Regions from separate parts of the Homo sapiens genome. Here all the other regions are linked to region 2. A link is a loop called in an ENCODE intact Hi-C map of the cell type or tissue named here. Cell type or tissue: mammary epithelial cell. All regions are shown on one strand.

Region 1 (4,000 bases), 250 kb after region 2:
GCCTCAGCCTCCCAAAATGCTGGGATTACAGGCATGAGCCACCACGCCTGGCCTAATGGTATTTCTTAACTGGACCCTGTATTAGTCCATTTTCACGTTGCTGATAAAGACATACCCAAGACTGGGCAATTTACAAAAGAAAGGGGTTTAATTGGACTTACAGTTCCATGTGGCTGGGGAAGCCTCACAATCAAGGTGGAAGGCAAGGAGGAGCAAGTCATGTCTTACGTGGATGGCAGCAAGCAAAAAGAGAGCTTGTGCAGGAAAACTCCCCCTTATAATAACCATCAGATCTCATGAGATTTACTCACCATCCTGAGAACAGAACGGGAAAATCTGCCCCCATAATTCAATTACCTCCCACTGGGTCCCTCCCACAACACATGGGAGTTCAAGATGAGATTTAGGTGAGGACACAGCCAAACCTTATCAGACCCTGACTGACATAGTCTATGTGTGTACTCTAATTTACTCACATATTCTTCTATTGATTGACATTTTAGATTGACATTATTTATGGTTGCTAGCAAGGCTGCAAGCCTTATTTGTCTGCTGGGCACATATAAGAGCATATTTCTCAGACAAAGACCTAGAAGTGGCTTTGCTGGATGAAAAGGTCTTGTTTACTTAATAAAGGGCCAGGGAAAACCAGGCCCAGACAGGGAAAGGATTTACTCAGGCTTACACAGAAAGTCCATGGTGGAGCTGGAATTGGGCACCTGCTCCCATGCTCTCTGGTTACAAAATGTAGAATTTTCCCTTGCTTCCTTGTCTTTCAGTCAATGCCCATCTTTACCTTGGTATACAGAAATGGCAGAGACTGAATTAGGTCAGGGTGATGAGATCTTTAGAGAAAAGTGATCAGCAGAAGGGAGGGCTCAGAGAAGGTGGCCACTGTCACCCTCACCCTCATCAGGGCTTCCATTCCTAACTCAGAATTGCAGCAAAAGAAACAGGTGGCAGGATGGGCACAGTGGCTCATGCCTGTAATCCCAGCACTTTGGGAGGCCAAGGCAGGTGTATCACTTGAGGTCAGGAGTTTGAGACCAGCCTGGCCAACATGGTGAAGCCCTGTCCCTACTAAAAATACAAATATTATCTGGGTGTGATGGCACACCTGTAATTCCTAGCTACTCGAGAGGCTGAGGCACAAAAATCACTTGAACCCAGGAGGCAGAAATTGCAGTGAGCCAAGATTGCATCACTGCATTCCAGCCTGGGTGACAGAGTGAGACTCTGTCAAAACAAAAACAAACAAACAAACAAACAAACAAAAAAAAAAAAGGAAAAAGAAAGAGCAAGCAAGCAGAGGGAGGAGGCTTCACCTTTCCTAATGCACATAGTCTGGCTAACAATAAGAGAGTAGGCTGGGCTTCTGGTTCCAAAATGGCAGCGTAGAAGCAAGCTGGCTTCACTTCCCCCTACGTAGGAAACCAAAAATAAATATACAGTGCCAAGATTATCACCAGTAATATCCCAGAACTCAAGAATGAAGATGAAACAGTTCCTGGGGCCACAGAGAATTGAAAAATCTCTAAGCAGACAGTAAGAAAAATTGAGCTTCACAATTGTGAACCCCTTCTCCCATTCTTCCCAGCACCAAGAGCATGAAAAAATTTCCCCCAACACACAATGTCTACAGTAGAAAAAGTGAGATCGAGGTGGACAACCAGCTTCCCCACCACCTTGGTTTCCCTGGCAGTAGACCTCTGCCTAAACCATGGGAAGCATCACTAAGTGACCAAAGAGAGAACTATCCCTGAGGACAGGCAGACAGAAAGTGGGGAGGTGAGACAAGCATCCTCATCTCTGGAAATTCTGCTTTGTAACTTTGCCAAAGGAGACATTAAATCAGAGTGGTGGTTCATTTGCACTATGCTGTAGGAGGTCCATTCCACAGGTCCCCTGGGCACAAACCCCTAGCCAGGCTTCCCACACTGCTGAGAAACCCCATTTAGGAAGGGCAGTGCTCCAATCATTTACTACAGCCAAAGCAAATGTGGGCTTAAGATGCCATCTAGAGCCAAAAAGAAGACAGTGATTTAGCAATAAAGAACCTCTAAGCAAATATATCCAATAAAAGCAAAACAAGCTATATGGAGATTAAAATGAATAACGAATCCCTCAATGCAAAGACATAGACACACATCCACAAGAACCAACAGCAGACAGAGAACCATGAACTCTCCAAATGGACAAAGCAAGGAATCAGTAATGGACCCCAGCAAGACAATGATGTGTGAGCTCTCTGAGCAACAATTCAAAATAGCAGTTTTAAGGACACTCAGGGATCTTCAAGGTAATGCGGGAAAGCAATTTAGAAGTTTATTAGAGAGATTCAACAAAGAGATTGAAATAACAAAATAATCAAACAGAAATCTTAAAACTGAGAAATACATTTGCTGAATTGAAAAATTCATTAGAGGCTCCCAACAGCAAAATAGATCAAGCAGAGGAAAGAATCAGTGAGCTTGAAACCAGGCTATTTGAAAATACACAGTCAGAGGAGAAAAAAATAATGAAAAGCAAACAAGATATAGAAAATTACCTCAAAAGACCAAATCTAAGCGTTATTGATGTTCAAGATGGAGCTGAGAAAGAGCAAGAGGTGGAAAGCTTATTTAAAGAAATAATAACAGAAAACTTTCCAAAACTTGAGAAAGATATAAACATCCAGGTACAGGAAGGCCGGAGAACACCAGACAGATTTGATTCAAACAAGGTTACTCCAAGGCATATCATAATCAAACTCTCAAATGTCAAGGACAAAGAGAAGATCCTAAAAATAGCAAGAGAAAAGAAGCAAGTAAAACATAAAGTCTTTCTGGCAAGAGACTTCTCAATGGAAACCATATAGGTCAGGAGGGAGTGACATGACATTTTTAAAGTGCTGAAAGGAAAAAACTACCATCAAAAAATACTGTATCAAGCAAAGTTATTCTTCAAAAATGAAGGAGAGATAGACTTTTCCAGACAAACAAAAGCTGAGAGAATTCACCACCACCAGGTTCATCTTACAAGAAATGCTAAAGGTTTTCGGATAATATCTACTGTAAGGAAAAAAAAGAAAGAAAGAAATGCTAAAGGGAGTTATTCAATCTGAAAGAAAAAAACACTAATATGCAAAAACAAAACAAAATTTAAAATATTTGAAGGTATAAAACACACTGGTAAAATTAAGTACATGCACAAATGCAGAATACTCTAATATTGTAATTGTGGTATGAAATGCACTTATAACTCTAGTATGAAACCCAAAATATAAATCTGTCAAAAACAATAATAGCTACAACAACCTGTTAAGAGACAGGTAATATAAAAATATGTAAATTGAAACAACTAACAGTCAAAATGTGGAGGCGATGGAGTTACAATGTAAACTTTTATTTTCATTTTTTCTTTGTTTCTATTCTATGTGATCTAAAATAAGATATCTTCTCTTTAAAATAATGTTACATCTATAAGTTTTTTTTTTGTAAACCGCATGGTAATCACAATGCAAACCCTATAGTGAGTTCACTAAAAATAAAAAATGACAAATTAGGCTGAGCGTGGTGGCTCACACTTGTGATCCCAGCACTTTGGGAGGCCGAGGTGGGTGGATCACCTGAGCTCAGGAGTTCAAGACCAGCCTGGCCAACATGGCAAAACCCTGTCTGTACTAAAAATACAAAAATTAGCCAGATGTGGTGGCAGGTGCCTGTAATCCCAGGTACTTGGGAGGCTGAGGCAGGAGAATCACTTGGACCTGGGAGGCAGGGGTTGCAATGAGTTGAGATTGCACCACTGTACTCCAGCCTAGGAGACAGAGCAAGACTCTGTCTCCAAAAAAACCAACAAAAACAAATTAAAACATACTGCCAGAGAAGATCACTGAACCACAAAGTAAGGCAGTAAGAAATGAAGAAAGGAAGAGAAGAGTTACAAAACAATCAGAAAACAAGCAACAGAATGACAGTAGTGAGTCCTTAGTTGTCAATAATAGTACTAAATATAAAGG
Region 2 (4,000 bases):
CGAAAGCCAGGTGACCCAGCCTGCTTCCCTTTTTGCCCTGCCTACTACGAAGCTCTAAGTAAAGTTTTATGTCTCAAATGCTATCTTTCTTCACTCAGAAATTTCTGATAGAACTACTTTTTCTCCCTCCTCTCCCCACTTACTTCTTGGCCCCTACCTTTGGTTAACTGCACGTGATATCCTTGTATTTGGACTCTCATGGTGCCCGGCCAGTTTTTTTCCTAATATAGGTGAAACATAAGCAGGTAAACTGTGGGGAAGACTTAATACAGCATTGCTCCCACCTACCAACTTGAAAGCACACACCATGCCCCCAGTGAGGCTGGTTGGGGACCACCCGGCAGTGCCCTCACTCCCTTTCTACCCCTACAACCCCAGCTGTGAGCCCCTGCGCTTCAGCTCCACTTACCTGTCATGATCCTCTGTGCCTCATAGGGCTCCATGTAGCCAGCACTCTCCCCCTTTCCTGCTTTGCTCTTGAGATCATTCTTGGCATCAAAGGGATCTGAGTAGTCATCGGCTATGGTCACCTGCAGGGAGGAAGATGGCAGGTGTGAGTCCACCTTTGGCTTTTTTGTTTCACATCTCTTCACAGCTAGGCTTTGGGCCTCAGCTAGATGAGCAAGGAGAGGCAGGGGAGGCAGGAACTAAAGCCGGCGCCCGGACTCAGGGAGCTCCACATCTCACAGGGGTAACGAATGGGACCCATACTGGCAGGGCTCCACTGCGATGAAGAGCCCTCTGAGCTCGTGCATGCCTGGCTGGCTCCAGGCACAGTGAGGTGAGAACAGAAGGGCATCTGGTGAAGGTAACAATGCACACTAAGCATGGAGGCGAGAACCTGGAGGGCATCCTCAGGGAATGTGAGTTGCTCGGTTTAATGGAATGGAAGTGGAGGAAAAGTTGGAAACGAGATCACAGAAAGCCTAGAAATGCTGACATGCTCCTGGTGCTGGCTGAGGCACAGAAGAGTTTGTCTAGAGATAATTAGCTCGGCGTTCCATTTCCCCAGACCTGGAACATAACCACGCCTTGGGTCATCAGACAACAATTTGGTGAGATCAACTACATACAAAGATCACTGTGGCCCCAGACAGACCAAATAAAAACACAAAAGCAGCTCAAGGATCGACAGACAGCCAGGGCCAGTAAGGACCTGAAAGCAACAAACCCAAAGACCCCTCGACAACACATGGGTAAACTGAGGTCCAGTGTGAGCAGAGGCTTGGCCAGATCTTCTGCCTCCCAGGGCCCTGCCTGAGCTCCCCACTTGTCTGTAGTCCAGAACACAGCCCCTGCCTCTTCTCCCCAGAGAAAAATTCTCCAACTCACAGACAAAGAGTGAGTCACCTGGGGGTGGGGGGCACTCCCATGAGAACCTGAGTATCTGGGATTCTAACACTTCAGAGACCACCGTTCCACGTTTTCCCTGGAGAAGAGTAAAAATTCTCGATTGCAGGCTCCAATTAAACATGGCAAGTGTTCCTCCCTCTTTTTACTTCCTAACCTTTAGGAGAGGCACAGAACCCACCGAATCCACGCCCCTCCTGCTTAGCCCCGCTTCATCATAAACTTGTCCTGGGACTTCCCTCTTGCCCTTTTTGGTCACATTTCTGGCAAAGACCAAGCCCTCAGCTCCTCAGCCAGTGCCACCCGGCTGCTTCTCTTGGGAGGGGGCAGGTTAGCGTTCCTCTCAACCCTTGGGGTTACATGAATTGTTATTTAAATTGTGGGTTTAATTAGAAACCACAGGAGCCTGTTCTCTCAGCTCCTGGAATGTAAGGCATTTGAGGGGCCTGCAAACTCAGGGGAAGGGAAAATCCCCCTTTGTCTGCCTGGTAAATGGCAGCTTGTGGCAGCCGTCCTGGCAGGGTGAGCAAGTGACCGCCAGCTGCCAGGAATGTGATGCCCGGAAAGGGACAGCAGGCGGCAGCTCTGTCCCTGGCAAGTGGCTGGAGGCCAACGGGAGGTTTAGCACACAGCGGTCACTGCTCCCCAAACAAGAGAAGCTCATCAGTGAAGACCGAAGCCCAGAGTGCCCAGCACTGGAGCATCTATGGCTCCCGCTGCCGCTACTCCACCACTTTCTCCGTGGCTGTGGCTCAGGCTCTGAGTCCCAGTGGGGACCCAGTAGGGGTGGCTTCCAGATGCTGACATTGTAATGGCAGCCTTTCTTGAGACTCACTGAGCTCAAATGACACCAGGCCAGGGAAAGAAGGGGTGGGAGAGAGCTAGGCCTTGCAATGTCTTTCATTTGCTATTTCTACTCTACCATTTGCAGAATACATTAGGGAGAAAATTATACACATAAACTGCTGTCAAACGGAACAGTTCAGATGCTGGTCAGGTGCAGGGTTTTGTGTCTCAGAGTTCAAGGGGCCAGACATCCAAATGGAGAAAATGAGTTGCTGCTGTGGATGACATCTAATCTTATTTCTCTTGTCCCAGATTTCCTCACTGTCTCTCTTCAACATGAACATGCTCCATCTATTTTGCAATAAGGAAGGGAAAAAATGTCTCCCCTGGAAAACAAAATCATTTGGGGGGATTTGCTGGCGGGGTGGGAGAGGCAGTTGGGTTGCAGTCTCCATAGTAATCTAGAAATCGCCATTCCAGCTCTCAGAAGTGCTCTGTAATTTGCAAACACAGAGGTTTGCAGGATATAAACCAAATCTTTGTTTGCCCTGGGACAGGAGTTCTGGAAGGACTGTGATTCAGCAAGTGCTACCTATATTTTCTAATTAAAATGAGATCTGAGCTCAGGCTGTCATGGAGCTGCGGCTGCCTGCTCCACTTACTTCCGTTTCAGTAAGAATGTACAAATCCTAAAACCAGGAAAAGCCCCTGGTCTCTGCTGACATATGGTTCCAGTTATACCTGCTGACAGTTGAAAATCCTTCCATTGAAAAAAAAAAAAAAGTCTAGAATTCTGTTAGTTTAAGAAGCAAATTGGAAAGTTCCTAAAATGTATATTTAATCAATTTGCTTTTGAACTTCAAAGTGAGGTTGGTGGAGGGAAAGAAATTTGAGGTTTGAGCAACCTGAAACTTTGCAAACACTACACTGAACTGTCTGATCTTTTGCAAAATGATGTCCTAGTTTTGGGAATAAAAATTCAACCAGGTGTTAGGAGAGTTGAGCAGGCAGTCAACCAGAGTGCCCTGTGAAGTACCATGGGCCCCAGCCATCAGGACTGGGCAGTGTGACCACTGTCCAAGCTGCCTGGGGCTCACCGCCAGTCCAGATGGCCATGCAGAAGGTTTGTGTGAAGCGTGCTGCTTTTTTGAGCTAAAAGAAAGAGAATGAGTTTTCTCCAGATGTGAGATTGGATTTCTGACGGGATTGCTTTTGCTTTGCTTTAAAACTTCCCAGTTAGTGGACAACTCCTGTATATCTAATTGAACAATTCAACCAAAAGGGAGCCAGCCGGGACTCCTCTGCAGGCCAGGCCACCTGGGTCCACAAGAAGCTTTCCTTTTAGTCTCAGATTGGCAGAGACCTGGCAGCCACAGAGGCAGAGCTGAGCAGTAGCAGAAAAAAAGGCTGTAGAGTGCGGCTGCTTAGTCAGTGAGCCACGTCATCTTTTGTTTGCTCGGCCTCTTGGGATGAGTGCTAAACCCCAGGCAAGCACCTTTCTTGCTTTCAGACAAAACTACAGACCCCAGGTCAGCCCAAAGCCCCTACAGGGCTTCCACAGGTTTGTCCTCCTGGAGACCTGCTCTGACCTCCCCTTGTTTTCCACAGGGCCCACTGCAGGGCGTTGTCAGTCACCTAGCAAACCAGCAGTGGCCTGGGGATGGCCTCTCCATGCCTCCTCTCTGGAACGCACACTGCTGGGGCCCCTGTGTTTTTATCTTAGAAACTTCACTTTGTGATAGGAAGTAGTCTGCAGCTGTTCATCCCAAAGGAAAGGACTAGAGGAAGGTGGGTGTTGCCCCTTGGCCACACTTCCCTATGGACTGGTCAGAGTTTTAGTTGCTTTTGTGGGACAGCTGCACTT
Region 3 (4,000 bases), 96 kb before region 2:
TGAGACAGCTGGAGAACAAAGAGATGTCAGCCAGGGAGCTCCCGCCCCACCCTACCCCGCCCCTCGGAGCTGGTCTGCCTTTGTTCATCCTGGAAGGCATCTCTTTGGATTTGCAAATATTTTAATTCACAGAAACTCAAGGAGAGGGTGGGGGTGGGGGCTGGGGTGGTGTGTTGCCGCCCTTCTGTCTTTATCCAGGCCTTCTCCAGCCCCCGTAAGTGGCAACAGCATTCTAGAGACATGCAGTGGTGTGCTAGTACCATACACACAACACAAACGACACAGCCAGCAACAGTGGCTGGGCTGGTTGGTGGGGGGCCTCTGGCACCTCCAAGTCTCAGGCTCTGTCACAGAGCAGGGCAGGTCTGGTCCGCTCACAGGGTCCTCACAGCCACGGGATAGAGGAGGGACAAGTGCTCAGCCCCTTTGATGGGTAGCTTTCTGGTGGTGTAGTAGTGGATGACTTCCGGGACACTGTCGAACGGAGGGCTGTTCTGACCCAGAACGTATTTCTCTTTGGTTTTGGCCAGTTTCATGTGCATAAAACCCTGGTTGCTCCTGTGAACAAAACACAGAGTTATCAGAACTACCCCCCTGACACTCAGGCTGAGGCCAAGGGTCTCCTCAGCTGTCTGGGACAGAAGGGATCCCAGCCATGAAGTGGCTGTGAGCTGCACCTCTCCAAGCCAGGACCGAGGCCCAGGACCAGATGAAATGCAGCTGCACCCAAGCGCACCCCCAATTCCGGCATCTGACCCGGAACCAGCAGCAGCCGCCACTGCTACAAGAGAGCATTCCAACACTGAGCGCTTCTAGGGACTTCTTCAGAAAAACAAAACAAAACAAAACAAAACAAAACAAAACAAAACAAAACAAAACAAAACAAAACTTAGTCCCTCTTTTCTATTACCAGTGCATATCCCTGTTTAAGCCTTGCCTGACAGGTGCAAAGTGTGTTCATGTCCCCAATGCCATGACAAGTGGGTAGGGCAGGGGTCATCACCCCCAGTTTCCAGAGGAGGAAACTGTGTGGCAGGGATGGCAAGTGATCTGTCCTTCCCTTTCAGTAGTAGGAAACTGTCACTGGGAAGGGGCCACCCAGCCAGGGACTACATTTCCCAGCCTCCCTTGCAGGCAGTTAGCCATGTGACTTGGCTTAGCCACTGGAAGGTGGGCAGAAAGTCTGTACTACCTGCCCTTCTTTATAAACCCTGTCTCCTGCAAGGTCCAGCCTGTGTTGCCTCTGCTGGGTGGTTTTCCAGGCTCCCACAGGCAGAGCTCCTTCCTTCATCTGGTGGCACTGAGGACACGCATGCCTTCCTGAACTGTAGGTACTTAGCCACCATCCCGGCTCCTCTGAGCATGCCATGGAGCAGGGCCCAGTCTATGTCCACCATGCTTGGCTTCAGACCTGCTTGGGAGGAGCCACCTGAAGTCTGCTCAAGGAAAAGCAGTGGGTGGGTTTCTCAGAGATCAGAGCACACAGCCCTTGCAGCCTGCCTGCATCAGCTCACGAGGGCCAAAGCCACAGTCCTCCCACCAGCATTTGCCTAGCCCCAGCAGACCTCTCCCAGCTCTCACCAGGGCTGCAGCCACACTGGATCCCTCACCCCTCCACCAGCCTGTCCTCTGCCTGCCCACTCAGTTCCACGCCTTTTATGATTCTACTGTGATTCTGCCACCAGACGTGTGGATGCTTTAGATTTTCCAAAGCACAGTCCACTTTATCGGGTGTCTGTCCCTTAGGTAGAAAGCTGGAGCTTCTGACAAATCACCTGCCCCCATCTCCACGGCCTCCAGCAGACTCCCCCAACCTGAGCTCCAAGCAGACTTGAAGGTTTGCAGCCTTTCCGCTCCAGCTCCGCCCCTAGCCGCTGTCGCTCCCACAGGGGCTCTCAGGGCTTGAACACATCTCTTCCAGTCAGGACTGGGCTTCCCAAGCTTACAAGTGCCCACTCTATTAACACCTTAATTTGGGCTCCAGGACCATTTTTAAATGGGCAGAACAAATGCTTAATGAAGTGCGAGCACTAAGCAATATGTCTGCTCATAATAATGTATTTAGAGATGTCACCCTTAGCTTAAAGGAAATCGTTGGGAGAGCCAATTACATTTCAAGAGAGACTAATTCCTGTAAAGAACTGGAATTTAAATCAAGATTTTTTTTAAGGCTGGCAATGTTCTAATTACAGAGCCTGTGGCAAGTTCTGCTCCTCAGTGAAGGGTCATTTCATCGGAGAATTGCCTAGACACGTCTGAGAAGCAGGCGGCGCACTCGCTTAGGCTGCAGAAAGGAAACGGCATGTGTGTTACAAGAAGAATGTAAAACTCCATTCCAGCAAAGACTCACCTACCCACCACGCCGAAGAGACCACAGATCTGTGCCAGTTTGGAAAGGGCTGTGATTGCTTAAGTAATGCGCTGAAACTGTGTGGCTGAGAAAACAGCAGAAGAGTTAAAAAGCTGAGCTCTCAGAGCCACATGCCCAGCTTTGCCTGGAGAAGGGGTGTGGAAGGGCGAGAGAGCAGGGCTGGTAAGGAGGGGCTGCAGGTGCCAGGGACACTCAGCAGGGAGGAGGGTATGACCCTGGGCACATCATTCCCCTCTGCGTGCATGCACTGAGTGGCCTTACGTTTTTGGGGTGCTGGACCAGCAGGCTTTGTGATTCTCACAGATCTATACCTGGGGGACAGAGTGGAGGAGGTGTCAGGCAGAGGGTCACAGCCGCTGGCGGGAACTGAGTCTGCCAGTGTGCAGGTATGAAGCTGCAGGGGAACAAGCCAGTTTCATTTTCAAGGTTAGGAGAGTAACTCACATGGGTGAAGGCAACATTTCATATGAATTTGTTCTACGGCATCTGGCAAGGGAAGTGGACAGTGATAGCAGCAATGGCTCTGACAGAGTCCGAAGCAGAAGCTAAGCTCCTCTGTTCCCAGGTTAGGGGCTTAGAATGGCCACCAAGTACTAAAAGCCACACAATGTCCTCTGTACCTTGGCTGCCGACAGATAGCGAGGTGGGGCAGCTGCCAGGCTGAAGAGAGTCTAGACGTCCCCGGGAAGTCCCTCCTGCCTGTCTGAGCCTGCTGTTTATCACCCCCAACACACTCCTATCTCGCCTGTGTAAGCACCCACGAGTTTACCACCCTGAGCCAGGCTGTGCCGATGGGGCAGACTGGTCATGAAGCTCAGAGACCAAGGCAGAGCTGGGACCAGCACTTGGGCTCCATGAACCTCTAGTCTGTGGCCTGACCATTCTCAGGCAGAGGGAGAAAGGCGCGTTCACATGCTGACCCTCCTGGGCTCAAGCACTGCACCCCGTGGGTTCCCTGGCCCTCAGGCTATCCTTGTGCCTTGCTGGGCTCTGTCCCTTCTCCTGCTGCATCCACAGGGAGGCTGACTAGATGACCCTGGGGGGTACTTCCAGCCCTAGATCCTGGATTCCACATGTGCAAAACATAATCTGCTGCCTACCCGCTGAGGGCTTCCTGCAGGAAGGGGTCTGCAAGCAGCCTCACACCTTCCCTCCACCGCTGCCCTCATCCCCAGTCCTGCTTTCACTGGGGCATTGGCCAGGATTGCCTTCAGGGACAATCCTTCCTGTAGGCCAGGCTCTATGTCCTGAAGCACCGAGGTGCAGAAAGGGGAGGTGTCTGGCCCAAAGTCACACAGTGATTATCAGCAGCAGATGCCCAGAGTCAGTGCTCCTGACCTCAGCACTCCCCAGACCTGAGAGAGGGCCTCATGTAACCCTCAGTGTTCCATGTGAAGCCAGGCAGAGGGGGCGGATGAGAGGCGTCAGACTCTGAGCAAACATCCCCTCCACGCTGATCTTCCGCCTCCACAGCGCCCATGGTGCAGGGCTGACGGCAGGTCAGAGACAGCAGAGGGGCTGGGAGTAAAAGACAATGTGTGGCACCCACACAAGGGGCTGTGCCGAGGATTGGAAATGGCATGTTCTGATTGGTGGAGCCCCCCAGCCTGAGAGGCAGGGTGGTGACCG
Region 4 (4,000 bases), 71 kb after region 2:
ACTGGTTTTGTCACTAGCTTTCACAGATAGGGAATTTGAAGGAACTCGGAAAACTACTAGGGATGATCTCAGTTGCCTCCAATCCCAAGGCCTGAGATTTTCAGGAAAGTACCTAGAAGCTGCTGGAAAATGCCATGTCTGCCTAAGCCCAAAGTTTGACATTGCCAGAGGGGCAAAAATCTGGCTTCTGCCTTCTTTCTACCTTCTAGATCTTGGCAAGTGCTTCTCATGGGTGTTTTTCGATGCAGGACTCTGAAGACAGGGATTCTGGAACATGTAGTTCCCAGGCTTCTAGCTCCTGTGATCCAGGGGAGAGAAGAGAAGTGGGGTGCTGGTCAAGGAAAGGCTTTCCTTGGAGACAAGTGGAGAAGACATTTTCTTACTATTTCTTAGGGTCACAGCTGGAAGGATGTGAAACTGGTTGCCTTGGAAGCCATTATCCCTGACACTTAGAGGAAGCCCAGCTGTGGGAGGAGAGAATGAGGCCCCCAAACAGTGAAAAGCAGAGCAAAAGACAGAGCTGAAAAAGAGAGCACACTGATTATATTGTGCCAGCCCTGGATTTGAAGGCTTACTTTATGCAGTGTTCTCCATGTCCTTCTCAGTTATATCCATCCATACATTTCTTTTTCACTGTAGCTAATTTCAGTTAGATTTCTGTTACTTGCAGCCAAGAGGGTCTTAATGAATAGCAGAAGGGAGAGCATGTAAACATTGCAGAGTCAGAGTGTGGTGTGTGCTTTGCAAAAAGAACTAACAAAGGAATCTGAGCACCTAGAGAAGATAATAAGAAAGAGTTCAGCCAGGTGCGGTGGCTCATGCTTGTAATCCCAGCACTTTGGGAGGCCAAGGTGGGGGCAGATCACCTGGGGTCAGGAGTTCGAGACCAGTCTGGCCAGCCCATCTCTACTGAAAATACAAAAATGAGCTGGGCGTGGTGGTGTACACCTGCAATCCCAGCTGCTCGGGAGGCTGAGGCAGGAAAATCGCTTGAACCTGGGAGGTGGAGGTTGCAGTGAGCCAAAATTGCACCACTGCACTCCAGCCTGCATGACAGGAGCGAGACTCCATCTCAAAAAAAAAAAAAAAAAAAAAAGTTCATCTCCATTTTATCTTTTTCCTTGGAAATACTATTTAAACCATAATTCTACCTTAGTTATTACTTATTTTTAATTTATTTTATTTTTTGAGACAGGGTCTCACTTTATTGCCCAGGCTGCAGTGCAGTGGTATGATCTTGCCTCACTGCAGCTTTGACTTCCCCAGGCTGAAGTGATCCTCTTGCCTCAGCCCCCAAAGTAGCTGGGACCACAGGTGTATGCCACGACGCCCGGCTAATTTTTTGTATCTTTGGTGTAGACAGGGTTTCCCCATGTTGCTCAGGCTGTTAGTTATTGCTTCTCATGGGTTTTGTTTTCTTCCAGAATTCTCTTCTTCCTTTCCTTCTGTTTTCAAAAGACTTCCTGTCTCCCAAAGACCAATTTGATTATTTTCTCGCTGGGACCTCCACAGCTACATTACCCCATTTCTTAATTCTTGAAGTTCTTGGCACAGTCTAATTTGAACCACAAATTATTAAATTTTTGATGAGTGCTTCAGCTGCCCTTTATTGGCTGTAACTTCCCGCCATGGACTGCATCCTCATCCACAGATTGATCGCCTTTGACTGGTGCTCAAGAATCCTTGGGAGTTGATGGACTGATGAATCAAACGGGGAGTCTGAGGCTGCCATGGACAATTAAATGGGAGAGCAGGAGTGGAGAAGAGTTAGTGCTGCCCAAGTAACGGTCATCCAGGAATAAGGAAGCCTTTTGAGAAATAATAATCAAGCTGGCTCAAATGCACTTGGCACACATGGGGTGGACCCTGAGTCCCAGGTGGTGCACCTCTCCGAGTGGCCACAAGGGGGCGAGAGAGGGCATGGTCCAGGTGCCAAAATATTGCTGTGGCTGTGGGGTCAGCCAGCTGGCTGGTCCGCTAGTTGAGCCCTGGCTGGAAGGGGAATCTTGGCCTAGGTGATTTGCACAGGATAAAGTGGGCCTCCAACCAGAAGGCCTAGGAAGCAGCGTGCCTGGACCAAGGTTAGGAAAGCCCAAGGATGAACAGACGGATGGCAAACATTGATAAACATCTAAGAATAGGAGCTAGAATCTCCAAAATTAAACCAGCAAGTGAATGTCCAGTGACCCACATATTCTGCTAAGGATGGGGGATGACTCAGTGTCCTGGAGAAGGAAGCAGGAAGCCCAGGCATAGTACAGTGGCAAGGACTGAGTCTGGGAGGCAGGGGTCTGGAGTCTGATCTCTAACCTTGTAGTTCCTCAATCCTGTGTCTATGGCCCCTGATGAAAGCTCGTACTGTGTGTCCTTAGGTGATGACCTCTCCCTCTCTGAGCCTCAGGTGTCTCATCTTACCAAATAAGTTTGATGTCTGGAGACTGAGAGACCAGCCCCACCCTTGCACTGGGCACCATGATGACCAGGGTTCCTTTCAGTTTCAATGGTCTCTGAGTGACATGAACAAAACAGTTAGTTGGCTGCAAAGACCATGTCTTTCTCACTTCTGCCTGTGTACACCTGCTTTCTTTACAACTTTTGAGGAGGCCCTGGTCCTTTGGGACCAGGATTGTTCAGACCTTTGTAGAAGCTGAGCAGTATAATTTCTAGATGCACTGACCCATGACATAGCACACACCAAAATGCCCCCACATCCCACTGGAAATGCAATTCATTTTCTCTAAAATAGTTTTTGGGGGCATTTTAATAATTTTACTTTGAGGATTATTTTGCTAATTTTATTTTCAATGGCTGTGGTTTCTTAGAAATCATTGTGCATAGTTAGGAATTCCTTGAAGTGAAAGAATCTGCTAATTCTTTTCAAATATAAAAAAATTTACAGATACTAAGTATAACGATGTATAGAGTTGATGTAACACAGAATTTCAGGGCATTTCATTACATTTTGACTGTGGAATTTTCATTTTGTAACTTGGAGTCAATGAGAATTTTTGTAGTGCATGAAACATTTTTCGAGGCTCTTGAGAAGCTCGTAGGTCCTCTGTCCTCTGTCTGTGGCACCTGATGGGAAAAATCCTCCTGCTTGAGGCAGCTGAGTTGAAGTGGGGGGTCATTTCTTACCATTATTAGTTTTTGTCTCATGTCTTCTGGCCTGAGAGCCTGTGCAAGCTTTGAGTGTATCAACAAGTAAAGAACACCCCCTTTCACTTTCCTTTAATCTCAGAAACTTCATTTCAACATCTGTCTTTCAACTAAGCCATCATATAGGCAGGCATCAGGGTAGCAGAATCCCCCCAGCCCCAGGGATTTTCCTAAAGCTTGTCTCTCCCCAGTGCTCTCAGGCATACCGCAGTCAAACCAGACATCATCCCCATTGTCAGGGTTCTACAGAAATAGATATCCCACAAAGGGCAGTATCTTGCCTGAGAATTTGTTTTCTCTTGCTGATAATTCCTCTCCATAAACATTTTTGAGAAAGATGAATAGGTGTACCTTTCTGGAACAGTGAATGGATGCTGGGGGGTGAAATGACTCTGCATGGCATGTTTTATGGATGAGGGGAGGGTCCTGAGGACTGCCTTTCATGTCCTCAGCCTCTGACTTGGTTGCAGATTGCCCAGCCTACTCTTCTGTAGGTGAAGGTTTAGCAGCTGCTTCTCTCACTGCTGATAACCTCTGGAAGGCCCAGCCTGGGTGGAAGCTAGACACGCCCCAAGAGTTGGCACAAAATGCCACCAGCCTGTAGCAGCTCTGGGCCCACCCTGAAGACCTGGTTATCTCATTGCACCTCACAGCCAGTGCTGTAGGCTTCAGACACTCCATTCTGCTGGATCCCCCCTGCCTGCCTCTCTTCCCAACAGCCATGAAGGTAATGAATTCCTTCCCATCATGATGTTAATGAATCTCAAAGGGGGAAAAAAAGGAGATAAGATCTCAGAAATAAAGACGCCAACATAAAAACGGAAGACACAGTGACCTTCAA
Region 5 (4,000 bases), 72 kb before region 2:
TGCATGGGTTTAAGACCTGCTCATCCTTCACATTCCCCTTCCTGATTCCTTCCCTCTTTCATAGCCTGGAAACTTTCATAGAAAGAGTACTTTCTACTTCGGGCAGCCCTGAACACATTCTCCGTGAGTTATAGGTGTAAGTGTCTTCCTTTCCTTGTGAGGCTGTGAGCTCCTGCAGGGCTACAGCTCATTCAGTAACTGACACTGGACGGGGCAGAGCTCATTGGCTGGGCTGGAGAGGCTGTGAACAACCAAGTGCCACAGCATGATGGAAACAGGCCAGACCCCAGAGGTGTCTCCTTAGGTCACGTTTGCAAGATGCCAGGCAATTTGCCTTCGGGGATTAGAAAGCCAAAGGTCCCTCCGTAAGGACTGTATGCAGCCATTAGCCCCACTGGCTTTGGGACTCTCACCACCTCAACCAAGCAGGGGCTGGGTCCTTGTCAAAGCTGCTGACTGCAGAGGCCTCAGAGGTGCCACTCGGTGCCCCTTCCCATGGGTCACACAGGATCCCTGCTCCATGAGGGCAGAGCCTGCCCAGCAGAACTGGAGGCCACAGCACTCACCCCGCCTCCCTGCTGTCTGCCCCCAGCTAGAAGTCCCCCAGTCTTTGAAGTCCTTCCCTCATCTTGTCCACATTCCTTTGCAAAAACTCACCAAACCAGAACTTGCCAAGACTCATTCGCAGGCCAAAGTGCCTGAAGAGCCTTTTAATGAGATTTTTTTCAAGGCTTTTCATCCCTTTCCTCCACTGCCAGCCTTTCCAGAGACAGGAAACTGTGTTAAGAGTTTGACATTTTCTTGCCAATTTCTCAGCTCAACCCTTTGCTCCCTGAGGCTGGAGTGAGAGTATCCAGGGGCCAGTGGTGGGTGCCAGGTCAATGAGTTGGCGGGCAGCCAAGGGAGAGAGTTCTGCAGGCAGGAGGGGATGAGGAAAGTGTTCAAGGGCAATCAGGCAGAATCGCCGAAGACGATTCACAGGTAGGGGCCCCTGCCATGGAGGGGGCTCTGAGATGTCATGAGGTGTGCAGGCGCCACTGTGGGTCACTGCAAGTGCAGAAAGTTGGGGGGTGGGATGCCGACAGGTGGCAGCTTGGGCTGATCCAGGGACCTGTCTGGTCACCACAGTGGGAAGCTGTCACCATCTCTGTGGTCAGTGGTCAGCTGCCAGCCGGGCAGCCTTACACCAACCCTAAATCCCTTCTGGGTGTCAGTTTCCCCACCCCCATGAGGCAAAGGGACTAGAGTAAATGGGTCTCAAACACTTCTAGGTCTGACGTCAGAAGACCTTTCGACTGAGTGTAAGGAATGCCGGGGAGGAGATGGGAGGACATGGCTGGGAGTCCCATGGCCTCCACTCCAGTCTTGGCTCTGCTGTGGACCCTGGCAGGCATTCGGCTTCCCCCAGCCTAAGATGAGGAAGAAAATGCCTCGCAGGACCTTGGTGAGTGCAACCTGCACGTCAGTGGCCCCATCACTGAGAACTGCATCTCAACTCTTCTGGGAGCCCCCGAGACCCGCCAAGGCTCTCCTGCACCTCCATGGCTCTGCCTGGGCTGTCCCCTCTACCTGAGCTGCCCTGCTAGCCGTCCCTGTCTGGGGAACACCTGCCTTCTCTTGAAGGTTCAGGTGCAGCCTTCTCCCTGCAGCTTCTCCTGACTCTCTGTGGCAGGGACTGCCCACCCACATGCCAGCTCTGGGCTCCCAAGACCCCCCTGTGCAGACCTGTGTACAACAAGACACAGGCTGGCCTGGCCAGGCTGAGCCCCTGGAGGCTGGGCCTGACTGTTCTCACCTCTGGACTCTCTCTGATGCCCAGCCCAGTGGCTGGTACGGAGGGCTCTGAAAAATATCTGCTGAGGGAAGGGTGCACGGGGTGTCCTCTGAGGCTGAACTCCCCCAGATCCTTTCTTCATCCTAGAACACCCTCAGGGCAGGACAAACTCACATGAAAATGGCCAGAGGCGGATAACCAGCATAGCTGGAATTCCAGTGTCAATTTGCACCAAGCTCCTGACAGTGTCAAGAATGCCATTCCCCACCCACCCCTGCCAGGCAAGCCTTGAGTATTTGAGAGATCAGGCCCCTCACTTGGTGGCTGGCAAAGATGGTGCTTGCTCCAGGCAGCCAGGATATGCAGTACCAGGACGGTTCCCCTTGCGGTTGAGGTGATTCATTCCAGGGCATTGCTCCCCAACCAGCAGCTGGACTGGCCATCGGGAGCTGGGGCTCCTCTGGGAAGCAAGTTCATCTCCCCTGAGTGGGTTGCCTGGCTCAGCCATAGGATGCCCAGCCCAGCCCACCTCCCCAATTCTGGCATTCTTCAGGGGAAAGCTGGGCAGGTGAGAACAACCCCGGCCTTTGGAGGTGGTGATCTAATGCCTCTAGATCTGCATGCAAAACTAGACCTCACCTCCAGCTCCTTTGGGCTCAGATGGGTCACCCAAATGACAGTTCCTGATAATGAGGTCCATGGGATGGGTGCGGGAAGGCAAACACAGAGTTGATGGTAGAGGCTGCTGGGCTGCCTTCCCAGTCTCCCTCGACGTCCTCCCCTCACCTGGGAGGTGCAGGTGGTCCAGCCCACAGATGGGGACATGGGGAGAGTTAGAGAACCCCTGATGTCATTGGTGGAGGTGGCCTTAGAGCCCATCAAAGCCCAACTCCCCACTGGACAGATGTAGGGGAAGAAACTTGGTCACACAGGGAGCAGCGAGTGGCAGGACAGGACTCCTATCCAGAATTCTGGACAATGGGTCCTTCCTGTGGCTCTTAAAAATGGACTTCAATCAAACTGCAGGGCTGACCCCAGGAAACAGGGGCAGGGTTATGGGAATCACACTAGATAACACTGACACAGCACTGTCTGGGCTGGGAACACTGTCTGTCAGCAGCTCATTGCCATACGCAGTGCACAGATGAGGACACTGAGGCCCCTATGGCGTGACTGGCCAAGGCCACAAGGCCAGTGAGTGCAGGAGGCCAGGCACGAGGCCCGTCCTCTACCTTCCCCACCAAACACAGCTGGGCCCTTGGGACTGCATGCCTACGCTGTGAGGGCAGAATCAACGTGTCGTCAAGGGTGGTCCTACCCTCTAGGGAATGGCACACCCCAGTGAGGAGGGGAAATGACGCTTCTGGCCCTCTGAGCCCCACTGTGAGCTGACATCTGGGCCTGCTTTTATAACTGAGGGTACAATGCACAGGGGACTGAGAAATGTATTCTGCAGGAGACAGCTGGCACTATTACTTCTGCCACTGGGTCTAGGTTCCTTGTGTGCTCCCTGGTTGGGACCTCAGCCCTGGCACATCCTGGATACTCAATAGGCTGCTGTTCCCTCGAAGGCAGGTCTGCACTGGAGTCACCACAGGGCCCCAGTGCCAGCCCGGCAGGACCTTAGTTCAAGGGCTCAGTACTTCCCCACCTCTGCCTAGAAGAACAGGAAGCTGGAGCAGCTGATGGGGCTCTGGTCCTCTAGGATGAACGGCCCGGTTTGGCATGGAGTGCTCTGTCCTGTCCTCCCTGATCCTTTCGTGGAGGCCCCTCCAGGCCAGGCCCCCAGCCACGGGGATTCCAGGAGGAATGAGGTTCACTGAGGAACTCAGAGACAGATGGGGAGGGAGACAGAGTGATAACCCCCAATGACCAGCACCCCAGAGGGTCCCTGGAGCACTGAGGAAGCCCAGTATGCAGGGAAGGCTGGTGACACTTGAGTCCTGTCGCTGATGCCACCTGCTTCCTTTACCTCTCACAGCCCAGAAGAGCACCATTCACCTTGATGGCCCCATCAGCATGCCTGGTGGTGTGCACGCCCCCCTGCTGCTGTCCTCTCCTCAGTCCAATTCCGCTCCTCTGGCTTTGGCCACCTTCTGCCCGGCCCCAGTTGCAGTTTAGCATATTGAACTTTCCTCGGCTGCCATAACTGACCCGATTCTTTCAGCCATCAGGTCTGATGGCAGACAACGAATTATGCAGGCACCAGCAGCCTAGAGAAGAGCA
Region 6 (4,000 bases), 140 kb after region 2:
GCGTTTGGATGGCCCCCAGGGGTCTGAGCAAGAAGCGGGGCAGCCATGACCACAAGGGACAGTGGCCCTGAGAACTGGACTGTGTAAGCCTGGGGGCTTTCTGTAACATATAAGGGAGGTGGAGGGACTGCTTGTCGACCATGGACATGGGTGGGCAAACTGGTTTTATTATGGAAAGTGTGCAATGGTCCTTGCATCCCCGGAGCTGTGGAGTAAGCCTCAGGCCTGTTACTGATGAGTGGGGTGAACAGGATTAACACCCTTGGTTTGAAGTGGAGTGGGAATCTACCCCGGGGCATCAGACTAGACTCAGACACCATCAGATGCACCAGGAAGGAAGGATGCACCATAGGAAGGCTGGGAGGGAGGTTGGCAAGAGGTGGCAGGGGCCCTGAATGTCACACTAATGAGCTAATCCTGACAGCACTGGGGGAGCCAGTGATGATGAAAGCGGGAAAAGGCCTGGCCTGACATGGGCCAGGTGCACCTCCTGGAGTGTGGCCCTTGGGAGGACACTTCCACAGCAGGGTGTGGCCACTCAGGCTGCCTGGTCGTCCACACAATGGCTGCTGTCTACTGGGGGCTTTCTCTTCCAGACTCTATGCTAGATGCTTTACAAGTATTATTTTATTTCATTCTCACAATAATCCTATGAGGCAGATACCTGATCCATCCCCATTTAACAAATGAGGAAACTAAGCAGAGAGAAGTTAAGCTGCTTCTTAAAAGGCCCAAAGTCCCCCAGCTGGTGACAGCAGGACCATCAAGCTCCTAACTCATCTTTTCCATCAAGGCACCTGGGCCACTCGATAACACCAGAATGAAGGCTTTGAGTAATCACCTGTTCCCTACTCTCCCATTGTACAAATGGGAAAACTGAGGTGAGGGAGCTTGATCAAGGTCACTCGGTAAGCTAGACGTGGAACTGGAAGCTGGTCCAGATGTCCAGGTCAAGGCTCTCCTGACTCCTCTCAAGGGTGGCTGTGCCTGGGGATGCAGCAAACAGGTGGGATACCTGGACATGGTGCTGGCCAGAGTCCAACCCAGCACCTCCATCCTCACCCAGACCTCAGCCACCAGTACATTTGTGGGCAGAGCCCACAGGATCCTCCTGAAAACACCATTTCTTGGTCACAAGCTATTTTATGATTGAATTTTTCAAGATGTCTATTAGGAAATGTTTTATATATATATAGAACAATATTTGTAATGCATATATTCATTGCAAAACATGATAGTAAAATTAGCACCCATGAGCTCACCATCCACTTTTGGAACTAGAACTTTCCTGGTACTCTTGCATGTGTCTGGGTACCTCTTTCTTATTCTAGCCCTCACCTCCCCTACAAATGACCACAACCCAGGCTTTGGTGTTTATGATTTCCTGGCTGTTTTGTGATAGTTTTAGCACATATATTCATATTCCAAAGCCATATATTATTTACTTTTATTTGCATTTGAACTTTATAAAAAAATCATACTGTTTGATATTACAATAAAATATTCACAGTCTTCTGTAAATTACTTTTTTTCACCTAACGTTGTTTCTAAAATTCATCCATGTTGATGCCTGTAGCTTAGTTCATTCATTTTCCCTGCTGTGTAATATCTCACTGTGTAAAACACCACGTATTATCTATTCTTTTGCTATTAGGCATTTGGTTTGCTTCTAGTATTTTGCTATCATGAAACGCTACTATGAACATTCTTGGTCATGCCTCCCAGGGCGCATGGAAGAGATTCTCAAAGACATACCTAGGAGTGGGGTTGCTGGATCATATGACGTGTGCGTATCGAACCTTACAAGTTAAAGCCAGATCAGGAAGGGCTCCCACCTTCATTGTGTGGTTCCCTGGCTCTTCCACCTTGTGATCTCTCTCTAGCGCCCCCTGTTGGCAGAGGCTAAGAGATCGTCAGCAGGCCAAGCAGAATATTAGTGTCCCAGCTGTCATCATAAAAGGCAAATTTAGAGGGGATAGGGTTAGAGATGAGAGCCATAGCACCTAATTTAGAAATATGTGATCACCCCACCAGTGAGTAAAAAAAACTGGGCCAATGTGGCCTGAAGGTCGCCAGCTTAAAACCTCTGCAATGTGGCCTGATTTCTTACTGATCTCCACTTTGTACCCTCTGCTCTTGCCACAGGGAATGTCTCCTCCTTCCCTAAATGTGGTGCTCTTCCACGCCCATTTATCCTTTTCTCTCAATCTCAATTTTCTTTCCCACCTGGCACACTTTGCTCCCTGTTCAAGTCCTTCCTGTTGCTGAAACCCCATTTCAAATGCTGCTTCCTTCGTCATTTTTTTCTGATCTCTCCAGCTGGAGGTAATAAAGATATCCTTCTCTTGAGTTCCCCAGCTCCATATCTACCCTCTCTCTGGGCAACAAGCAGTGTTCACTTAGCATCACTGTTGTTTGGTCTATGGCTCATCTCCTCAATCAGAATTTTATTTTAAGAAAAGCAATGCAAGTAAGGGCATAGAGGAAATAATCACTCATATCACATCGCTGACACTGATACAACTTTTAATATATCCCTTTCCAGTTTCCCTGTGCACATACATTGGTATATGTAGTGCACATGTAATGTTGTATCTAATTTTTTAAAATATAAATGGGATCTCTCTGTGACACCCATGCTGGAGTGCAGTGGCAGGATTATGGCTCCCTGCAGCCCAATCGCCTGAGTTGAAGTGATCCTCCTGCCTCAGTCTCCTGATTAGCTGAGACTACAGGCATGCACTACCATGCCCAGCTTTTTTTTTTCCCCCCATTATTTTGTAGAGAGGAGTTCTTGCTATATTGCTTAGGCTGGTCTTGAACTCCTGGCCTCAAGCAATCCTCCTGCCTTGGCCTCCCTAAATGCTGGTATTACAAGTATGAGCTACTGTGCCCAGCCTCCCAGCCTGTTTTTCTTTTTCTCCCTTTATTAGGTCAAACTATTTTTTTCCTATGTTGCTTCATAACATCACAATTGTTAATGGTTATCCACTCTTCCATTGTATGTTAGTAATAGTTATAAGTGACAGAAACTCAACCTAAAAGAGCTTAGGCAAAAGGGATCTTTGTGCAGAGGCTGCTGGGGCATCTTGCAGAAACCAAGGTTAGAAATGTTGGGCTGCGGGGACCTGGAACCTGGGTGCAGATGCCTGAGGCACTGGTGCTTGCCTTGGCTTCATATTTTCCCCTCTTCTTCAGCAGACTGGCTTCCTCTGCTTTTCCTCTCCATGTGGCAGAAAATACCCACTGACCATACCCAAGCTTTACATGTGACAACACAGCCACCCAAACAGAGACTAACCCTATTTTTCAGGAGCTGGCTCCTCCTGTGGAGCAAGGGGGCAGGGTCAGATTCCACTAATGTGGTGATCTTTAAAGGACCAGGTAGCCTGTGTAGGAAGGGGATCCTGGGTTTTAGACTGCTTCCAAATAACTGCTACTGTAGTCATCTCGTGTATTAGCACATAAACCTCTCCTTAACTTGAATTATTTTCTTTGGACCAATTCTTGGAAGGGGGATGACTGGGTCATAAAGTTGGAACATTTTTGTGATGTTTGATATTATTGCCAAATTGATTTCAAGTAGTTATTCAACTTCACTCCCACCCGACAGCATTGTGCAAGAGAGCCTTTCGTTGTGCCATTGAGAGCACGGGGCATTATGGCTTGAAATAGATTTTTTTTATTATTTTAATAATCGTAAAAAGATATCTCGTAATTTTTATTAGCATTTTTCTGGTTACTAGTAAGGCTGAAGACTTTCTCATATATTTGTTTTATTGGAGTACGTTCCCTTTTGTGAATTGTCTTTTCCTGGCTTTGCCCAGTTATCGAGTGAACTGTTAATCCTGTTCAGATTTAATTGCCCCTTCCTTTTGTGTGTGCATTGCACTTTCTCTATCTTCCTTTCAGGGTATGAATAGTGGCCTATCTTGTATTGTAGTTATTTGTGTCTGTGTCTGATCTTTCTTACTGGACTGTGAGCTCCTGGTGGGCAGAG
Region 7 (4,000 bases), 350 kb after region 2:
CTCATAGACACACAACAGATGCTCAGCAAATGCTGGTGGAGCAAAACTGAACAGAATTTCCACTAGCGCCCAGACACTTGAAATTGATGGACAGGTGATCTCCCATTCGGGCCATGTGTGTGTCATCTGCAATGGCTCCCGTGGAGTTGAGCAGACAGGAAAAGTGTCTCAGTCCCAGCAGGAGGCACAAGGTCACACTCTTGGAAGGAATTAATAATATCCAAGGAATTCCTCTGGAACAGTGGGGGGGAATAAAGGTTCTTCAAAGAAGGCCTAATAGCAAATTTTCTGGATTTTCCAGCTAATTTGAAGGTACCTACATGGAACATTTTCTTGTCAGAAAAGATTTTAAAATACATTCATTCAGCGTGACATGATAATTGGGCCTGGCTGCCTGATGAATGCCTTTTATCTATTCCTGAGCTATTGTTCGCTGGTATTGAGCTGATGGGCTGGAACCAGCACTTTGTTAAATGCACAAACAGAGCCACTTGCAATGATTCCGGTCACCAGAGGCAGTGGGGTGTCAGAGGTGCAGGGAGCTGGTAATGATAGTGTCAGAGGAGGAAGGAACTTTAGCGATTAGAGAAGGCAACTTCTTCACTGTATACCTAGGGAGACCGAGACCCAGGGATGAGCAGGGAGCCGCTATGGGGGTGGCAGAAATGGGACTTGGACCTGGGTGTCCTGCCCAGACCCTGAGCATCCTCCCCTGCCTTCTGAGGATCCTGTGAAGAGAGGCGAGCAATAAACAGCGTGTGTCCATGCAAAGCTGCTCACACCCCCTGGATCCTCTGCTGGAGTGTGCTCCACTCGCACTTCATGGCAGGGCTTGGCTGCCAAGCGGAATGCATTTCTGACAGCTGACTTTTCTCAGCTCTGCAATGTTATTATAGAGTCAACTGTTTTCATAGGCCCTTTTCTCTCTCTCTCCTTTCATGTTTTCCTTTATTTTAATGTCTTTGTCTTATCAAAGGCAAATTTCCAGGCCTGGCCATCTGATAATCATTTGCAAAGTCTCCATGTTTCTTTATCATCACCCTTTCTGAGAAGGAAGGACTTGTTTGGACCTAACAATTCTTCAACTTCACATAATTTTTTGGTTTTATCTGAATCTGAAATTTCTCCACTTTAAAAAAAAAAAACAGAATCTCTTTTAGAGTAGCTCTGAGCCTTCCATGTGTTAATTAGGTGTTTGCGAAACTATGGTTTGGGTTTTCTGCTTTGTCAGAGCAGGGCTACTATTTTTCTCTTAAAAGACTCAGTACATTATTAGAAATGCCTTTCACTAACATTTAACAAATAAAACAGTTCTATAGGGACAATGAAGTTGACATTTCCATTGTTTTCTTTAGAAAACACCACAGTGTTAATCATCCCTCAAGGGATTGCATTTTTTGAACAAGTGAAGTAGCAAAGGCCCAGGCCAGGGAGTACACGTATGTGCACACGTGTTGGTGTTTAGCCACGGATGCATGTCTATGTTTTTATGCTTAAGTCTGCATGTCAGAATGTGTATTCATGACACTCTGCATGTGGCTGTTTGTCTGCCAATGATAATCGGCTACATGCATGTATGGATTAATGGTCTGTGTGCGTGTGTGTGTGTGTGTGTGTGTGTGTATGTGTATGTGTGTGTAGATGAACCTATGTAAACCTGTGTGTATCTGAACATATCTACCATGTATGTGGATATGTGCTTCGTGCACCTCTGTGTGTGTGTTTTATGGCACCGTGACTGTATTCATGAGTACATGTTTGCGTGCGTACTTGCTCGTGTTTATGTACCTCCATAGTCATGTATCACATAATGAAGTTTCCATCAATGACAGACCACATATGCGACAGTGGCCCAAATTATAATATGGTATTTTCACTGTACCTTTTTTATGTTTAGCTATGCTTAGATACACAAATACTTACCATTGTGTTACAATTGCCTACAGTGTTCAGCACAGTACCTGCTGTACAGGTCTGTAGCCTGGGAGCAATAGGCTATTCCGTACAGCCTCAGTGTGTAGTAGGCTCTGCCATCTAGGTTTGTGTAAGTTCAGTCTACGATGTTCACACAAAGAGGAAATTGCCTAATGACGCCTTTCTCAGAACGCGTCCGTATTAAGTGACGTATGACTGTATATAGATATACACATCTATCCGCATATGTGTGACTGCTATGTGTGTGATGATTTGTGAGTCTGTGTGCATCCATATGTCTGAACATAGGCACACGTGTGTAGATATGTCTTTGTCCATGTTTCTCTACTTCAGTGTTTGCATGCCACGCGGATGCTGAGTTCTGTGTTCAGAGCCTCCTATAAACACGTACACAGTACCCTCCAGTGGACATCAGTGGAAAGCACCTTCAAAAAAAAAACAAAGCCAAAAAAAGGCAGGATCTGAATCGCTTCCAAATTCAATACTGGTTTGTCATCAGACGCAGGGTGAAGTTTTCAGGACGGTCCTTGAGAAAACCGGGGAGGGTCATGCTTCTGGAGTGGACACACACTTAACAGTTTTCCCTATGGAGGTCCAGCCTACCGGCAGCTGCTTCATGATGCGGGGGTGAGAGGACAGAGGCAGGATCACTGGGTGGGTCTGTGAGCCAGGAGGGAGGAGGTGGACGACACGCATTAGACCATGGTCAGGAGCAACTGTACTCAGAGCTTCCATGTTTGCTGGGGCCCTGCATTCTCTATTGCCCCAGTCGGGCCCAGTTCCAAGAACATGGAATTCACATTCAGAGCTATGCCCTTCATGCACCACACCAAGTCCCACTGGTCTGGGAAATAGGATCCCTTCACCCGAAACGCTGTGTTGATTTCCTGTGGCTGTTGTAACATAGTGCCACAAACTCGGTGGCTTCGTGGAGGTCAGAAGTGTCAATGGGTCACCAGGGCTGGCACCCTCTGGAGGCTCCAGGGGAAGCTCCATCTCCCTGCCTCTCCAGCAAGGTGATCTGCATTCCTTGGCTGGTGGACCCACGTCACTCCAACCTCTGCTTCTGTTTGCACATCCCCTTCTCTGCCTCTGTCTCTCCTAACTCCCTCTTTCCCTTATAAGGATCCTTGTAATTCCATTTGGTCCACCTGGATAAGCCAGATAATCTCCCCATCTCAAGTCCTTAATCCCATCTGCAAAGTGTCATTTGCCACGCAAGGCAACATTCCCACGTCCTGGGGATAAGGATGTGGATGTCTGGGGCGCATTATTTGGCCCACCACAGGTGCCCATCCCAGAGTTCTGTGTCTCCCTGTACAGTTCTGTATGCGTTGGGACTAGCAGGACTTGAGACACTGGTGCCACTTATGGCAGGTTTACTCGGTGCCTGTCATTGCACCTGACTATGCACTCTGCCATTTGGTCCTCGCAGCTTTCCTATGAGGTAACTGGGGCTTGGTAAGGTGACCTAAGGTGCCAAGGCACACAGCTGGGAAGTCATGGAGACAGATTTTGAATTTAGGATTGTCAAACTTCAAAACCATGATGACGTGGTTTGGATATTTGTCCCCGCCCAGATCTCCTGTTGAAATGTAATCCCCATTGTTCGAGGTGGGGCCTGGTAGGAGGTGTCTGGGTCGTGAGAATGGATCCCTCCTGGCTTGGTGCTGTCCTTGAGATGATGAGTTCTCTTAAGATCTGTTTTTTTGTTTTTGTTTTTGAGACAGACTCTCGCTCTGTCGCCCAGGCTGGAGTGCAGTGGCTTGATCTCGGCTCACTACAACCTGCACCTCCCAGGTTCAAGTGATTCTCCTGTCTCAACCTCCCAAGTAGCTGGGATTACAGGCACGGGCCACCACTCCCGGCTAATTTTTGTATTTTTAGTAGAGACCGGTTTTCACCATGTTGGCCAGGCTGGTCTCAAACTCCTGACCTCAAGTGATCCACCCACCTCGGCATCCAAAGTGCTGGGATTACAGGGATAAGCCACTGTGCCTGACCGAGATCTGGTTTTTTAGAAGTGTGTGGCACTTCCCCCAGCCTTGCTCCCGTTGTCACCATC

Evidence for each region. A loop is a pair of places that touch in the nucleus more often than their neighbours do. Peaks named below come from ENCODE experiments on the same cell type or tissue, not always from the same donor. Only the 100,000 strongest peaks of a DNase experiment are listed, where the experiment ranks them.
Region 1: a loop joins it to region 2, with 10 times the contacts of the local background. A loop is called at or near these places in 2 of 110 quality-filtered maps.
Region 3: it touches region 2 in a loop (4-fold over the local background); 34 of 110 quality-filtered maps call a loop at or near these places.
Region 4: a loop joins it to region 2, with 11 times the contacts of the local background. A loop is called at or near these places in 7 of 110 quality-filtered maps.
Region 5: it touches region 2 in a loop (2.5-fold over the local background); 15 of 110 quality-filtered maps call a loop at or near these places.
Region 6: it touches region 2 in a loop (7-fold over the local background); 12 of 110 quality-filtered maps call a loop at or near these places.
Region 7: a loop joins it to region 2, with 14 times the contacts of the local background. A loop is called at or near these places in 6 of 110 quality-filtered maps.

The regions. Positions count from the first base shown.
Region 1 is chr9:38,261,740-38,265,739 of GRCh38, forward strand. No RefSeq gene overlaps it. Among named protein-coding and RNA genes, the nearest start is that of ALDH1B1, 130 kb to the right of the region's middle. In mammary epithelial cell, a CTCF peak has its summit at 2,017; no DNase peak of the experiment used is centred here.
Region 2 is chr9:38,015,602-38,019,601 of GRCh38, forward strand. SHB (SH2 domain containing adaptor protein B) reads right to left here. Exons shown (of 6, transcript NM_003028.3): 2 at 410-530. Among named protein-coding and RNA genes, the nearest start is that of SHB, 52 kb to the right of the region's middle. RefSeq lists enhancers at 1,285-2,048, 3,411-3,705 and a silencer at 1,731-2,025. In mammary epithelial cell, a CTCF peak has its summit at 1,923; a DNase peak (open chromatin) is centred at 1,820; H3K27ac peaks cover 760 bases.
Region 3 is chr9:37,919,447-37,923,446 of GRCh38, forward strand. SHB (SH2 domain containing adaptor protein B) reads right to left here. Exons shown (of 6, transcript NM_003028.3): 6 at 1-558. The coding sequence ends at 375. Among named protein-coding and RNA genes, the nearest start is that of SLC25A51, 17 kb to the left of the region's middle. RefSeq lists enhancers at 2,908-3,007, 3,754-4,000, 3,866-4,000. In mammary epithelial cell, a CTCF peak has its summit at 2,258; DNase peaks (open chromatin) are centred at 2,345 and 3,085; H3K4me3 peaks cover 327 bases; H3K27ac peaks cover 1,369 bases.
Region 4 is chr9:38,086,245-38,090,244 of GRCh38, forward strand. No RefSeq gene overlaps it. Among named protein-coding and RNA genes, the nearest start is that of SHB, 19 kb to the left of the region's middle. RefSeq lists a silencer at 1,728-2,022 and enhancers at 1,969-2,018, 3,361-3,430. In mammary epithelial cell, a CTCF peak has its summit at 1,903 (motif pointing right); no DNase peak of the experiment used is centred here.
Region 5 is chr9:37,943,199-37,947,198 of GRCh38, forward strand. All of the region lies in intron 5 of SHB (SH2 domain containing adaptor protein B), which reads right to left. Among named protein-coding and RNA genes, the nearest start is that of SLC25A51, 41 kb to the left of the region's middle. In mammary epithelial cell, a CTCF peak has its summit at 2,090; a DNase peak (open chromatin) is centred at 673; H3K27ac peaks cover 250 bases.
Region 6 is chr9:38,158,925-38,162,924 of GRCh38, forward strand. No RefSeq gene overlaps it. Among named protein-coding and RNA genes, the nearest start is that of SHB, 92 kb to the left of the region's middle. In mammary epithelial cell, a CTCF peak has its summit at 1,890 (motif pointing left); no DNase peak of the experiment used is centred here.
Region 7 is chr9:38,360,879-38,364,878 of GRCh38, forward strand. All of the region lies in intron 1 of LOC107987065 (a long non-coding RNA gene), which reads left to right. All of the region lies in intron 3 of LOC105376040 (a long non-coding RNA gene), which reads right to left. Among named protein-coding and RNA genes, the nearest start is that of ALDH1B1, 30 kb to the right of the region's middle. In mammary epithelial cell, a CTCF peak has its summit at 2,330 (motif pointing left); a DNase peak (open chromatin) is centred at 2,363.